Regions from separate parts of the Homo sapiens genome. Here region 1 is linked to region 2. A link is a contact called in ENCODE Hi-C or POLR2A ChIA-PET data. All regions are on one chromosome and are shown on one strand. Each heading gives the region's core, a stretch centred on a gene start or an enhancer-like site at or near the end of the contact. The rest is flanking DNA. Distances are from core to core; before and after follow the strand shown.

What was found. Hi-C counts contacts between places; a loop is a spot of excess contacts on that map. ChIA-PET counts read pairs that join two places held with the same protein, here RNA polymerase II (POLR2A). Pooled maps may share reads with other maps.
Region 1: a loop to region 2 is called in a map with no recorded cell type, with 4 times the contacts of the local background. The contact joins two enhancer-like sites. A Hi-C loop is called at or near these places in 1 of 37 single-sample maps with no recorded cell type and 6 of 50 pooled maps. POLR2A ChIA-PET finds 5 or more read pairs at or near these places in 1 of 52 experiments (naive thymus-derived CD4-positive, alpha-beta T cell).

The regions. Positions count from the first base shown.
Region 1 is chr5:43,007,504-43,011,765 of GRCh38, forward strand. No RefSeq gene overlaps it. Among named protein-coding and RNA genes, the nearest start is that of FLJ32255, 16 kb to the left of the region's middle. RefSeq lists enhancers at 1-678, 164-213, 2,682-3,182 and a silencer at 654-743. Within about 2 kb of position 1,913, at least 39 of the 41 ENCODE cell types and tissues checked have a DNase peak (open chromatin) inside an H3K27ac peak, as active enhancers do.
Region 2 is chr5:40,483,833-40,488,678 of GRCh38, forward strand. No RefSeq gene overlaps it. Among named protein-coding and RNA genes, the nearest start is that of PTGER4, 190 kb to the right of the region's middle. RefSeq lists an enhancer at 2,914-2,973. Within about 2 kb of position 1,724, at least 5 of the 41 ENCODE cell types and tissues checked have a DNase peak (open chromatin) inside an H3K27ac peak, as active enhancers do.

The DNA.
Region 1 (4,262 bases), core at 663-3,162, 2.5 Mb after region 2:
GCTTGACCCACCAGAGGTGCTGCCACCGAGATCAATTCTGCTCGGACGAATGAGCGGTGCTATGACTCAGAAAGTGCCAGTCCGAGGAACCAGGGATACTGGGACATAGTGAAAGGAGTTAGCCAGCTTTAGGGAGACTGTAAGGGAAGGGTCCCCAGAGAACCTCCGACTGGTGTTTTGTGCAGATAAGGGAACTTGCACAAGGGACTTGCCTAAGCATGCCTGCTGCGGATTAAGAGCGCGCATGCGCACTGGGGGAATGGGATGGAGCCACCCGGGATTCTCGCCTTATACAAACAGGGAACCCAGCCTCCTTAGCTTTCATATAAAAGCCTTTGTATTCAGCCGTTAAGGAGCAACCGGCAACCTGCTTTCAGGACCCTTGTTTTTTATGAGAGCTTTCGTTTACGCTTAATAAATTCTACTCCACTCACTCTTCGATATCCGCGTGCCCACTTCCTCCTGATCGTGAGACAAGGACCCGGATATAGCTGAGCTTAGAAGCAAAAATCCTGCATCAATAGCAAATGCGGACACTGAACGACTAGCGGAGTACCCAGCGGCAAACTTTAGTTTTTGGTGCAGTTAAGGTATTGCCACTAAGAAATCGTCGTCTCTGAGAAATATCGAGGCTTGGAAGGTTGTACAGTGCTTCCACCGAGAAAGCACCTACCCAATGAAACGCCTGTGGCAGAAAAACCGAGCCCAAGCCCTTCCAGCGAAAGTGCTGAAAGAGCGCCTCCTCGGCCAATCACTGGGCTGAGACCGTGAGACAGCCAGCCCGGGGAAAGTGGCGGCGCTAGGAGAGGGGAAGCGTTACCACAAAGCACTTCTGAGTCTTGTGAACAAGAAACGTTCTGGGTTGTTTTGTTTTTGAGAAGGAGCCTCGCTCTGTCACCCAGGCTGGAGTTCAGTGGCGCAATCTCGTCTCATTGCAACCTCCGCCACCTGGGTTCAAGCATACTGCCTCAGCCTCCCGAGTAACTGGGATTGCAGGCACGCGCCACCACGGCCAGCTAATTATTGTATTTTTAGTACAGACGGGGTTTCACCCGCTGGCCAGGCTGGTCTCGAACTTCTGACCTCGAGTGATCCACCCGCCTCAGCCTCCCTAAGTGCTAGGATTACAGGCGTGAGCCACAGCGCCCCGCCGAAACGTTCTGTTGTGTTCAGCGCTTCCAGCGGTGCAGCAGCCGAGAAAACACTGAGTCTCCGCTATTGGCGAAAGTGCTGATGCGAAACTGCTGGCTCGACATAGGCACAGAGCCGCGGAAGAGAACCCTAGAGACCAGGCACCAGCTCTGCTCCCCGACTCACGGGAGAAAGCTAGTTAGTAGGAAGCTGAGACATGATACTCAAAATCAGTAGAAGAAATTATGCCACATTTACTCTCCTGGGGAAGGCAGTGGGTAAGAAAAAATAAAATACATAACATTTACATAAAAAATAAAATAAATTTTTAAAGCAAACAGAAATGAAAATAAAATACACCAGTAACCTCGCTCCCAGAAAAAGACACATCAAAAAAAATTTTTTTGAGTATACAAAACATACAAATAACCCTACAAAGAAATTGCAGTGTTGAACGATGCGATCCTACGGCTATATTTGTATTAGCACTAAACCTGTGCCTCTTGCGCCTATTCGAAAATTCCTCGGATTAAGAAGAAACAGCCATGGCTAAACCGGTATTTGCGACACCAAAAAGTTCCTGTAGCCTAGACACCTCAACTTCTGCATGAGTGAAAAATCACAAGCACAGCCAGGGCGAGAATCTCTATTGTGAAATCACACTTGGTATGACTAAAAGATTTCAGGCACTGCTAAATTTTTTTTTTAATTACATTCTCCAGTACCCAGATTTCTACAAGACTTAAAAACCGTACGAACGGCTATAATGGGGGTTCCTATTACAAAACAGGAACTTGCAACGACTACGTAGGCACGGTTAAAGCCAGCATTGTTACAACTAGAAATCGAAACTGGAATAAATCTCAACTTGCTACGCTAAGAAATAGCTAAACCCTGACTTGGTCAGACTAAGAAATCGGGAGTTTGAGAGCAGCCCGGGCAACATGGCGAAACCCCGTCTCTACAAAAAATTCTGGGTGTGGCGATGGGGAGCCTGTAATCCCAGCTGCTGGAAAGACTGAGGCGGGAGAATTACTGGAGGTTGCAGTGAGCCGAGATCGCACCACTGCACTCCAGCCTGGGAGACAAAAATGGACAAACAAACCAACAAACAAAGTTAACATTCTGAATAGGTTTATCAACATAAAGACACTGCTAGCTAACATTGGCTAGCCTCTCTAGATCTGCTAGAGATGTTTGCCTTTCTAGATCTGCTTACCATGCTTCAGTCACCTCTATGTTGCAAGAAGTAACCTGCATGGACTGCACTGGAGAGCTACTTTTGCTCCCAGGATTCTGATTGAGTTTAGGCACTGAAAGACACCAGCTGTTCAGAGATATGGAGTAGACCTTGCTTTGTTCCCCCTGGGCCTCAGTATATTGAATTATTTTACCTGAAGTCAAAATTAGGCTGCACTGCGGCTCCAACAGTTCCAGCAGACACAGGGAGGGCAGCACTGAAAGGGCAACACTTCGTCCTGGACATCTCAAAGTCCAGCCCCCGGTGATCCCGGCAGCCATCCGCCAGACCCTCTGAGGCCACATCTGCCTCACTTCTCAACTGAGCCATCTTCCCAGCATAAACAGCCGCTGCTTCCTCCTCCTCCGCCCTCTCCTCACATCCCCTGTGAATCTGAAGCCTGCAGGCAGGAAAAAGCAGCCCTTTTTCCCTCCAACATCCCCACCCTCACCTCTCAGGAGTAGAGTGTGCTTAGTGCGCCCCCAGCCCTGTCAGTTCTTCCGACTCTTATTCCAACTCGGGAGCCCTCCCAGGCGCCTATCCTAACTGGACCTTAGGGACCTTGAGTCTACTGAAGCCAGGAAGCCCACCCCTTGAAAACCTCCGGTGACTTCACAAGGATACCCAGCCCCTAGTCGGGCAAGAGACCATTCTCTGGGGAAAGAAAATTCTGTGGTGGCTTGTAGGTTCCTCTTTCTTTTCTCTGACCTCTTTTCTCAGTTCTGCTCATTTCACTCCTCTAGTGGGAAGACCTCAACCCTCCTCTCCCTTCCTCTACCCACTGTCAAGGTACACACACACACACACACACACACACACACACACACACAGACACATCCACCTGGGGCTGCTCGACGTTTTCCTCCTCTGTCTTCCCTGGAGTCTTCCCTTGTCTTTCCTGTGCAGCAGAAGGTGGATGGTGATTCTCATCCACCTTCAATGCCCTATACTCCCCACACGGAGGAGACACATTGGTGAAATAGGATTGATTTTTGTCCCCTGGTGGACCAGCAGATGTCCTGGTTTCTGCCTCACACACCAAAGGAAGTGCTTGACTGCTTTTTTCAGCTTGGGTTAACCTGCTGATCCATCAGCATAGCTTGTTACAGATATAATCCAGGTTATGTACGTGTGCTGGAGACAGCCACATGCCACCCTGGAAGTCCCTCACGGCTCTTCCTGGTCTTCTTTTCTCAGCCAGGAGATAGAGGAAAAGCGTCAGTGGGGCTGGGAAATCAATGACTGCCTGAGTTTCCTAACTTCCACATCACTTCTGGAGCCATGCCAGTTAGGGATCTCACCAGTCCTTTAATGTGCCCTGGGGGAGACCATTGTAATAGCACTTGAAATCCCAGAGACAGCAAGGGTCCCACTGAAAGCACCTGGCACAGTATTCTCTGGTAGAATTTGGAATCCAGTTTTCCATTGACTGTTGTCAATTTTGAAACCCAAAGAAATCAGCACATGTGCTGCTGCTCTTCTGGGAGGTCCAGCAGACACAGGGTCAAATTCTGTAAAATAGTTGATGAGATTTATTGTGAACCAAATGTGAGTGACCATTAGCCCATGAAACAGCCATCAGGAGATCCTGAGAACATGTGCTTCAGGTGGTCAGTGCACAACTTGGTTTATATATATTTTAGGAAGTCATGAGATCAATACATTTAAGGTGTTGTACATTGGTTCAGTCCAGAAAGGCAGTACAACTGGAAGCATGATCTTTCAAGTTGGAGAGGTTCAAAAATTTTATGATTGGCAATTTGTTGCAATAACTATTATCTCTAGAAAGGAATGCCTGGGTTGCCATAAGGTGTTCCAGAGACAAAGGTGTCGCAGATGAAGCCTCCAGGTGGAAGACTTCAGAGAGATAGATTGTAAATGTTTCTAACCA
Region 2 (4,846 bases), core at 474-2,973:
GAAATGAAAGATGTTTAAAGTAGCTAGAAAGCAAAGAAAAATTACCTACAAATAAATAAGAACTAAATTGAGAGTTGACTTCTCAACAGCAATAATGAAAAGCAGAAGACTGTGAAAGAATATTTTCAGTCTTCTGAGAGAAGATAACTCAGCCTGGTAATACATAGCCAGCCAAGCCATCCTTCAAGAATGACAGCGGAATAAAGATATTTTCAAGAAAAACTGAAAATTTTCAATACAAAGCTGAATATTTTCACCTAAGAGTCACTGATTAAAGAGTATATTCCAGGAAGAAGTGAAAATGATCCAAAAGAAAAATCTGAAACACAAGAAAGATTGGTGAGCAGAGAATGTGAGGAAATAATCTAAGTGAACAAAAATATGTGCCAAAATTTGAACACTGACTATATAAAATAATAATAGTAATGGGAGGGAATGATAAAAATCAGGCTAGTGATAAAATACTGGACAGTAATTATGTATAAACCAGGAGGCTGTGATTGGTAATTTGTGCTTAATTTTTGTAAAGTCTTTGCAATGTTATGAAAGAATATCTGAGGTCCAATTTTACTTGGCAATACATGGATATATAGAAGCTTTGCTTGATAGAGCAGCCCCTCAGATATAGTGAAGAAATCCTACAGATCAAAAAATATATATACCACAAACTGTAATGCTTACCAAAACAGGAAAAAAAGACAGATTATGGCAGGGGATTTTAAAGTCAGGAGAAAACTAATAACTTCCCTTTTTAAAGTTCACCTAATTGAAAGATGAAACAACAAAACGAAAACGCTTTTCTTGAGTTCACCCAACTCCTCAAAAGTGAAGTAGTAACCACCATCCCAGATCAGAGAACTGACATCATAAACCTTCAAGCCAACTCAGGTTTCATCTACCCTGCCCTACAGAATTAGACATGTGTGTGTGGATGGTGATGGTTCCTTACATAGTTTTTATCTCCCAACATTCACCAAAACTGTGTGAATCTCTCTGAAGAGGCACTAGAAACCTCTTGTGAACTAGTATTTCTCAAATTGGGATGTGAGAGATTGCAGTTTCCTCGGGAAGTAGACATCCAAACTGAGATGCTCTGGCTTTACCAACTATCAAAGTTGATACAAATGATTTTTTTTATACAGACCCCTCGAACGACCAAATAAATCATCTGCTCTCTCAACCAGAAACAAATAATCTAAGTGAACAAAAATACCTGGTTGAAATAAGTTTAGTGCAGGGTTATATTCTGCACCTTAAAATTGTGTTTCTGAGAGATATTCCTCATTGATTCATAAATTCGTCAACTTTGTACTGTTCAGGGTATCTGGATTAAGCATAAGCTTTGGAGTCAGACAGCCTGAATTTCAAAATCAGCCTCATAACTTACGTAACTATTTCTTAGCCCCACTTAGCCTCGGTTTCATCATCTATAAAGTAGCAATAATAACACCTGTCACACACAGCTATTTTAGAAATAAGTAAGATTTCAGAAATCGATTTCAGAAAGAGCTGGCACCAAGGAAGCAATCAATCAGTGTCAGCTATGAGTATTGATAACACTAATGGAGGCTGCATCTGTGTGACTAATCTGTACCAGGGGTTTAAATATCACTAACATTGGACTTTGGAATGCATAGACACATAAAATGTTGGAGTTTGCGGAGGCTTAAAGTTCACCCGTTCCAATTCTCATTTTCTGTGAGGATTTGAAACCCAGACAGACTCAGGAACTCGTACAAAGTCACACAGCCAGTATAAGGAACTGAAATCTGACCCTCAGCCACTGAGCACCAATAACACTATTTCTTCTGTGTCACAGCTCATGTGTCTTCTTTTTTAATCTTACCAGCAAATAATTTGTGAGGTTAATAAAAATTAAAATTGAAATACTTTTCATTGAGCACACCCCAGTGAAACGGAAGGAACAAGGGAACATGGGGTCTGGCCAAAGAGAAACCAAGTTTGAGGAAGAACGTGTTTGGCCTTCCTAAATATAGTTCACCATAATGCCAAGCAAAGGAAAACAAAGAGGCAAAAGATTATAGGCTCATTCTGATATCTCGTAGGCCTATTTATTAAGTACATGATCAATTTCATGGACAAATAATCTTATGTTTTTAGCAATTGTATTTTCTGGCCAAAAATTCTGGAAACTTGTGCTGACAATGAGATGAAATATTTTAAATGCCTATTATCTTTAAAAATTCAGGTTACAAAATTTAATCTACCAACCATTTCTATCACTGTATCTTGTTTTGACCCCACCCCCATTCCCCATTGGAGAGATATTTCTGAAAAGTGATTTATGGGAGCTGGCCTTATTTCCATTGCTTTAACTACCTTGGAGCCCTATCTTCTTTGTATTCTCTAAAATGACTGCCCTTTCTGCACAGTCACTAAATACCTATTGAGTAGCCCATGGTGTCCTTCTGATGACCATCTGATGGGAAAACTTGGACATTTGTGCTCATTATGAACCATCTGCCCTTGAGTCCAAATTTAGAATATACTAATTTTTAAATTGTATTTTTCAACCCCTATAGCTGGTGTAGGTTGAATTCAGCAAAGAATTTTTCTATTCTGTCTTTGGGGACCCTCCAGCATCTTCTCATTCACATCTGAAAGGACGTCTCCCAGTCCACAGTGCCTGTGATTGCCACATTCTGGTGAGAGCTATATGGCAGATTCAAAAATCATTGCGCAGCCTGTCAGCTGATTGGGGTGAATGATCAATGTAACCGGAACTAAAGTTGTATGACATCATCTTTGCCACAGCTTCACGTGACAAAGCTCACTTCAAAAGTGCTTCTTTCTCAGACAAAGCCCTTTAGTCAGAAAAGCCACAAGTAACAGTTAAAATCACCTGGTCCAACCATATGGAAAGACTCACCAAGGTTCATAAAAATGAAACCACCCAAAGTATATGAGGTCTTCTGAGTCCTAATCCAGGGCTTTGACATGGCATCACCAATGCATCACATCCCACATGGCTCTCACTTCTTCCCTGGCACCTCTGCAAAGTTCCAGGGGATTTCCTGCCTCTCACTCTTCTCTCCTCATTCTCTGGACTCACCCTGATCTCATTTATGTATGCTTTTATCATAATTTTCTCTAAAGTAGCCCCAAGTCATAATTACATTAAAACCTGAAGTCTGATAAAATAGTGAATATAAAACCACAGCACTGCTGTCAAAAGTAGAAGAGTGATAGTGAGCTTATCTCCAGGGAAATGGAGAAGTGGTCAAACCACACTGCTATTTTTACCTGCCTGGTATTATTTGAGCCTAACTGAATGTGTGGTCACATGGACAGTGATTCAGAGATGTTAGGAAATTCAGGTCACCATTTATTTAAAGCAACTAGGTTCAAAAGATCCTTATTCTTTCTTCTGCCATGAAGTTACATATCCTGGGAGTGTAAATGAACCAGTCTGGGCTTCATTTTACTCATCTGTAAAACGAAGGATTTGGACTACTTGATATATTATATCTCATTTAATCTAGGACTAAATTCTATTCCAATTGAAGGGTGATGTAGAGGGAAATTGGAAGGCTGATGAAAGAGTCTGAGGATTAGGTAGTGTAGTGTGGAGGAACAATGGAGACAGAAAGTCTTCCTTCAAATTTAGTCTTCAGCTGCATTACAAGCCAAGAGGCTTTGGTCCTGACACCCTCAGACCTGCTCTCTTATCTCTTCTGTCCCTCTACTTATTAGAATGTGTAAGCTGAAGTCATGCTTTTGAATATAACCATATTGATAAGGAGGTTAGAACTGTCAATCCTTCACACATATATGAATCCATTTGAGCAAATGCTTAAGGTATTTCTTCTTAACATTTGGTGACTCTTTTGATTATGAATTTAGTTATGAAAACTAGATAATTCTGGATATCACAGAATGAACAGGTCTTTATAGTAGGTCACATAGGCTTTGGCCCACAAGAGTGCTATCTGTGTAGTGAGACAACTCTCTAACACGGAGAAGCAGCAGAAACAGAGTTTGGGATATGCCTCACATGACCTGGCCATAGAAAAACATGCTGTTTTTCTAGGAACATGGATAGGAACCACAGCCCTTTTCACAGGACTCCTTCTTGTTGGGCTTTGGGCACCAATTCTGCCTGGCCTGGGCCAAGTCCCTGAGATGCAGTGGTGGCAAGTGAGGGTATTTAGTAATACCTGCAGCCCCCTTGGTTCCATCTTCTTCTGAAAGGCAGGAGCAGAAGAGCCTTTTTCCTAGCCCAATTCATGGACCACGAAAGAGTTCCAGAGTCCAAGCAACTGACAGTATCAGAGCATCTGAAAAGCATCATGTGTTTTTATGATTACAAGAAGGAGAAATTCATTGGGGCTAGCTAATGTAACAAAATAAAAATAAAAAGGACTCTAATGTGTGAGTGAACTCTGTCACTTGCCTACCCAGTTATTCATTTTCTTCTAGCATTATGCAATGGACAATAATTGGCCTTAGCCAGGGAATGCTTTACCCTCCCAACCTCTCTTTCTGCTAGAGGTGGCCATGCAATCCAGTGTTCAACTGGGGAAGCTTCTGAGAAAGTTTTTCTTTCTTGGTAAAAGGAACAAAAGAGGCTGGTTCCATCAGTTTCCTCTTGAACTCTGACTATTGTGACTATCTAGATCTGCCTTATATATAAACACCGCATTTATTTTCTGTAACTAATTTCTCATTTATTCATAAAGAAATCAGACATAGGACATAATGAGTGTTTATGGTCCCACTTAAGCTGAGAAAGCTTTCAAATGGCATAGGAGATATCTGTTCTTATACTATTACAAGGTCCTCCATAACCTTCACCTTAATTTCATCATAAAAATAGCTAACATTC